2 separate regions of the Homo sapiens genome follow, and region 2 is linked to region 1. Evidence: chromatin contacts called from ENCODE Hi-C or POLR2A ChIA-PET data. All regions are on one chromosome and are shown on one strand. Each heading gives the region's core, a stretch centred on a gene start or an enhancer-like site at or near the end of the contact. The rest is flanking DNA. Distances are from core to core; before and after follow the strand shown.

Evidence for each region. Hi-C counts contacts between places; a loop is a spot of excess contacts on that map. ChIA-PET counts read pairs that join two places held with the same protein, here RNA polymerase II (POLR2A). Pooled maps may share reads with other maps.
Region 2: a loop to region 1 is called in a map with no recorded cell type, with 5 times the contacts of the local background. The contact joins the enhancer-like site here to the promoter of UBE2L6 in region 1. A Hi-C loop is called at or near these places in 2 of 168 maps with a recorded cell type or tissue (Caco-2 and endothelial cell of hepatic sinusoid), 2 of 37 single-sample maps with no recorded cell type and 8 of 50 pooled maps. POLR2A ChIA-PET finds 5 or more read pairs at or near these places in 9 of 52 experiments (B cell, Caco-2, H1 and 5 more).

Annotation. Positions count from the first base shown.
Region 1 is chr11:57,566,402-57,568,968 of GRCh38, reverse strand. It overlaps UBE2L6 (ubiquitin conjugating enzyme E2 L6), which reads left to right and starts at 1,297. Exons shown (of 4, transcript NM_004223.5): 1 at 1,297-1,384. The coding sequence starts at 1,358. RefSeq lists a silencer at 934-1,293 and an enhancer at 2,547-2,567.
Region 2 is chr11:57,474,904-57,477,470 of GRCh38, reverse strand. RTN4RL2 (reticulon 4 receptor like 2) reads right to left here. Exons shown (of 3, transcript NM_178570.3): 3 at 1-1,309. The coding sequence ends at 560. Among named protein-coding and RNA genes, the nearest start is that of RTN4RL2, 16 kb to the right of the region's middle. RefSeq lists a silencer at 506-975 and enhancers at 1,296-1,445, 663-1,491. Within about 2 kb of position 1,295, at least 9 of the 41 ENCODE cell types and tissues checked have a DNase peak (open chromatin) inside an H3K27ac peak, as active enhancers do.

The sequences.
Region 1 (2,567 bases), core at 48-2,547:
CCTGACTCTACTAAAAATACAAAAATGAGCCGGTCGTGGTGGCGCGCGCCTGTAAATCTCAGCTACTCAGGAGGCTGAGGCACGAGAACAGCTTGAACCGGGAGGCGGAGGTTGCAGTGAGCCGATATCGCCACTGAACTCCAGTCAGGGCGACAGTGAAACTCTGTCAGAAAAACAAGAAACAAAAAAACTGTGAGGTACTGAGATCACAAACTGGTGCTCAAAATATACTGATTTCCTTTCTCGTCTGGACTAAACGGGGGTAGGGAAGGGTGAGAAGGAGGGGATCGGCCCTCCCAACAAGTCTCATCTTCCCCAGATGCTGCTTGGTGCTCAGGGGCTGCAAGTACTCTGTCCTTGCACAGAGGGTTGGGGACTCCAGCTGTGCATGGGGGCACACATTAGGCCCACAGCTTGTAATGGACCAGTAGTAAAGTAAGGGAGGGGAAGCAGACTCTCTCTTGGAAAGGAGGCTCCTGAGTCCTTCTTGGGGCTTCCCCCACCAACTGTTTCCCAAACCAGCATACAGTAGGCACTTAGTAAATACTAAACCTAGTAAAGGACTGAATGATGGTAGACCGAACCCCCAAAGCAAAAGAGAAAGGGTCCAACAGCGCCTCCTTGCGGTGCTCTGCCCCAAGCCACGGGGAGAAACGTTGCAGCCCGCGCCGAACGCCGGGCAGCACAAAGGATCCCCGACTGCCGGGGAGCGGTGCTCGGAGGGCACAGGTCTACGCCATCCCCCACGCAGTTTCGGAGATGGAGCGCTGGGCCCATGGAGGGAAGGCGGCAGGCTCGGCGGCTCCGGCAGCTTGCTGGGGCAGGGGCTCAAGGCGGCAGTCCGATAGTGGAGGCCGCTGAGAACTGTCACGGAGCTGCGTCTGTACAGCGAGCATCCCTTATTTATTCAGGGCGAGTGTGTATTTGGGGCGGCGTGCAGGGGGCTGACAAAGACCGGAGAGCTCCCGGTGCGGCCGCCGGCGGAGCGAAGACTGGAACCCGTATGAGCGCCCCCCAGCGCCCCTGAGCGCTCGCCGCCGGTGCACGGCGCACCCCGCGGGAGGCAGGGATCAGCAAAGCCGTGCGCCCCGAGGCCCGCCCCCGTCTCCGCACAAAGACCGTGAGTCCCGGGTCCGAGCCTTCCGCGCGGGGATCGGGCGGTTGTCCGGCGGGTCGTCCTTCGACGGCCTCCTGGCCTCGCCGGAGCGGGTGCGGGGAGGCCCACGCAGCGACGGCTGGAGGAGGGGTGGGCGGGGCTGCCGGGGGTGGGGTCCCCGGGGCGGGGCGGGGCGCGCTGTGTCGCGGGTCGGAGCTCGGTCCTGCTGGAGGCCACGGGTGCCACACACTCGGTCCCGACATGATGGCGAGCATGCGAGTGGTGAAGGTAACCGCGTATAGGATGACCCCTTTCTCTTGGCTCCCCTCGCCTCCCGCATTCCCTCCTCCCTCCATCCCCTCCGCGGCTCTCCGAGCACATTTATTTATTTGTCTGGGCACCAGGGCTGGCTGAATCCCTGTCCTCCCCGCCCTCTACTCAGAGGAGGACTGGCCTGCAAGAGTGGCCAGAGCTGGGGTTTTGGGGGTTTGGAGGCCTCTGCTTGAGCCGTTCGCGTGGTGAAGATGAGCCGGCTCCCCCAAAACTGGTTTCAATTTCGCTTTTCCTGCCTGAAACTTGTGATAACAACTGGGTGCATCTCCAGTGCAGGAAAAGTCCTTGGCATCTTGGTGCCAGGCATTCTGCTACTGCTGGTGGTGGGTTATGAACACAGATGACCAGGATGAAGTCCTTGCCTTGGAATAAGCCCATAGCCCATCCCATAATTTGATGCCTGTATTACTAGAGTCCTGAGAAACACGGAATGCTGATTAGAATTTGGGACAAAGTTCCCTGAGTATTCTCTGGAGGAAAAGATGCGGAGGTGGACCTGGAAGGCCTCCTGGAGTAGGTGGCTTGCGTTCGTGAGTTCTACAAGTGTTGAATGCCTACATGTGCTGGCCCTGTTCTAGGAGGGGGGGGGGGGCGGGCAGAGATGAACACAAATCCGGCCCTTGTTGAATTTTGTTCCTATCAGGGACACAATTTGAAATAAGATCTGGAAGGATGGGGAGGGGGCAGTTTCCTCCAGAAGGTGGGAAAACCCAGGGTGTTTGGAGATGGATTAGGGAGGAAGGTGATCCTGGTGAAGTGAGTCTGGCACCCCAAGTCTTTCAGAAGTGCCCCTTCCAGTCTGCAGGGTGGAGGGGCAGGCTCTAGGAAGAGGGTGCCTGCTACCCTCAGCCTCTGAGAAGAAAATGGCCTCAGACTGGGATGCCCAGAGCAGGCTTGGCCTAGATACTAAATCTGGAGGTTGGCAGCAAAATGAGGCAGAGGGTCTTTCCAGCCAAGTGGAAGAGAGATGGGAGCCAGAATTTATTGCATTGGAACCATTACATGCCAAACGGTTTACATGGTTATTTCATCTAATTCGCACAGCAGTTCTGTGAGATAAGTAATATATACCCGCATTTTACAAATGAGGAAATTGAGGCACAGAGGAAATAACTTGCTTGTCCAGAGTCTTTCAGTA
Region 2 (2,567 bases), core at 46-2,545, 91 kb after region 1:
AGGGGCCACAGTGGAGAGGAAAGTTCTCTCCAGGTGCCCTAAAAAGTGTCCAGGGTAGACTTAGGAGAAAAGTATTCCTCCAGTGTCAGGAGGTTGAGGGGACTAGGGTAAGCAGGGGTCAGGGTCAGCCTGGCCCTGACTGAGGCATCCCCCAAAGGGTCCTGGGTGGGGCTCCCTGGGGGAGCTTCCAAAGGCTCTGCTGGTGGAAGACGCTCTGCAGACAAAAGCCCCTCTGGTGTCCGCTGTGGGCCCTTAGGAGTGCGGGTCAGCGGCTGCCTGGGGGGCCCCACCCCAGCCTTGGGATGGGGAAGAGTTAATGGCCAGAACTGGGGAGGGCAGGGCTGAGCCACCACACACGCCCTCTTGGGGCTGCCACAAGTCAGGACAGCCCAGGGGGCAGGCAAGGAGAGGCGGCCTGCTCCCCGGGGAGGAGAGGAGCTGGGAGGGGAAAGGGAGGCAGCAAGGCCAGGGAAGGTGGGGCGACTGGGGCCGGAGCCGCAGCCCCGGGTGGACGGGAAGCGGGGATCGGACACTGGCCTCTTCGATCTCAGCACCGCAGTCAGAGGTGGTGGGGCACCAGGAGCAGGAGGCAAAGCAGAGGGCTGGGGAGCCCGGCCGAGAGCGCAGGGCCTCGGGAGTCCGGGGGCGCCTGGCAGGCAGCGCCGGGGCACATCTGCTCCCCTCGCTGGTCCTCACCCCCGTAGCCCCCCCAGTAGTCGTCCTCAGTAGGCGCGTCCCCGCCCTGGCGCCCCCGCGAGTCTTCGGCAGGCAGATCTCGGTAGAGGGTGGAGGGATCGGCTGGGGGCGCCCCGGCCTCGGCCACCCCGTACAGGTGGTTGGAGGAGCTGTTGCCGCGGGCGCGGCTGCCCGGCCGCGTGGGTGCCGCGGGCGGACACGCCTGGAAGTCGGCCTCGCGGAGCGCGCGCAGGTCTCGGCCCTGGCGCTCCGGGGGGGTGGCGCAGGTCACGTCGGAGCTGGACACGCGCGCGCGCTGGAACCAGGCCCAGAGCGGCCGCGCGCGGCAGTCGCACGCCCAGGGGTTAGCGTTGAGCCGCAGGAACTCGAGCGAGGGCAGGTCGGCGAGCGCCTCGCCGGGCAGCGAGGCCAGGCTGTTGTTGAACAGGTAGAGGATGGTGAGGCGGCTGAGGCCGCGGAAGGCCGCGCGGTGCACGCCCTGCAGCCGGTTCCCGTGCAGCAGCAGCCGGTCCAGGCTGCCCAGGCCGCGAAACACGTGCTCTGTGAGCAGCCGCAGGCGGTTCCCGTGGAGGAAGAGGTGGCTCAGGTTGGCCAGGTCCGCGAACAAGTCATCCTGGGTGGGGTGGAGTGGGGCACAGAAGAAGAGAATGGGCCTGAGGTAGGGTGCAGACCCCGCTGGGGCCTTGGCCGGGGGAGGGAAGGGGGTGCACCGTGGCAGAAGAGAAAGGGTTGACCTTTTGATTCATAGCATCCTGGATTTGGATTCTGCCTCCTCTAACCTATTTGCTGTGGAAAAAGTGGTATTGGTGAGGTCAGTGGTTCCTAAACTTTCGGGTGTATTAGGATCCCCTGCGGATCTCTGAGCGGGGTGGGGCGGGGGGCAGAGTTTCTAATTCAGGAGGTTTGGGGTGGAGCCTGGGAATCCCCATGTCTACAGGTTCCCCAGGGAAGCCAGTGTGGCCATTGGCAGGACCACAGTTTGAGTTTCAGAACTTCTGGTTTGGTGAAGTATGGAGACTGGGGAGCCAGCCTTTCTGATTTCAAATCTTGGATCTGTCATTAACTGATGCCACCGTGGGCAAGTCACTCAGGATATCTGTGACTCAGTTTCCTCATCTGTATAATGTAGAGATTAAATGAAGCAGCATGTATGAAGGTGCTTAGAACACCTTTCCTTGTGGAGTTCTATGAGTTCCATGAGTTAGCCATTATTCTTTTTTTTTTTTTAATTTTTGTTTTTGTTTTTGTTTGTTAGCCATTATTCTTAACTTGGCCAAGCCAGTCATCTCTCTGTGCCTGTTTCCTCATCTGTAAAATGGGGATGAGTATACCTACTTCCTGGGTTTGTTCTGAGGATTCCAGAGGATGGTTCACATAAAGATCATATGAGGGAAGTGCTGGACACGTGCCCAGCACACAGGGATTTGGTCCAATTATGAAGCCCACAGGCTCAGCACTTAGAGCCCTAGTTCAAAATCCAGCTTGCCTTTTCCCTAGCTGTGTTATTTTAGGCAAGTTTTAACCTCATGGAGTCTCAGGTTCCTCAGTATGTACAATATTCCTTATTATGTATAACCCCCTCAGCAGGCTAAAGGAGGGTTGGATGATAAATGCTGTTAAGGGTACAGTATCTGGCAGGTGCATAGTCAACCATCAATAAATGGTGGCTACTATGACAATAGGGGCTCAGTAACAATTGGGTCCTGTCCCTTTTCTTTAAAAGAGGAGCTCCCTGGGGGAACCAAAGTACTGCTACTAGGCTGGGTATTGGGGTGAGGGGCATCAGCTCCACCCCCAGAGGCGGCAGGGGAGGAGAGGAAGGAAGCCACATTGCATTACTACTCCCCTTAGAGGCGCTGTCCCACCTGCCT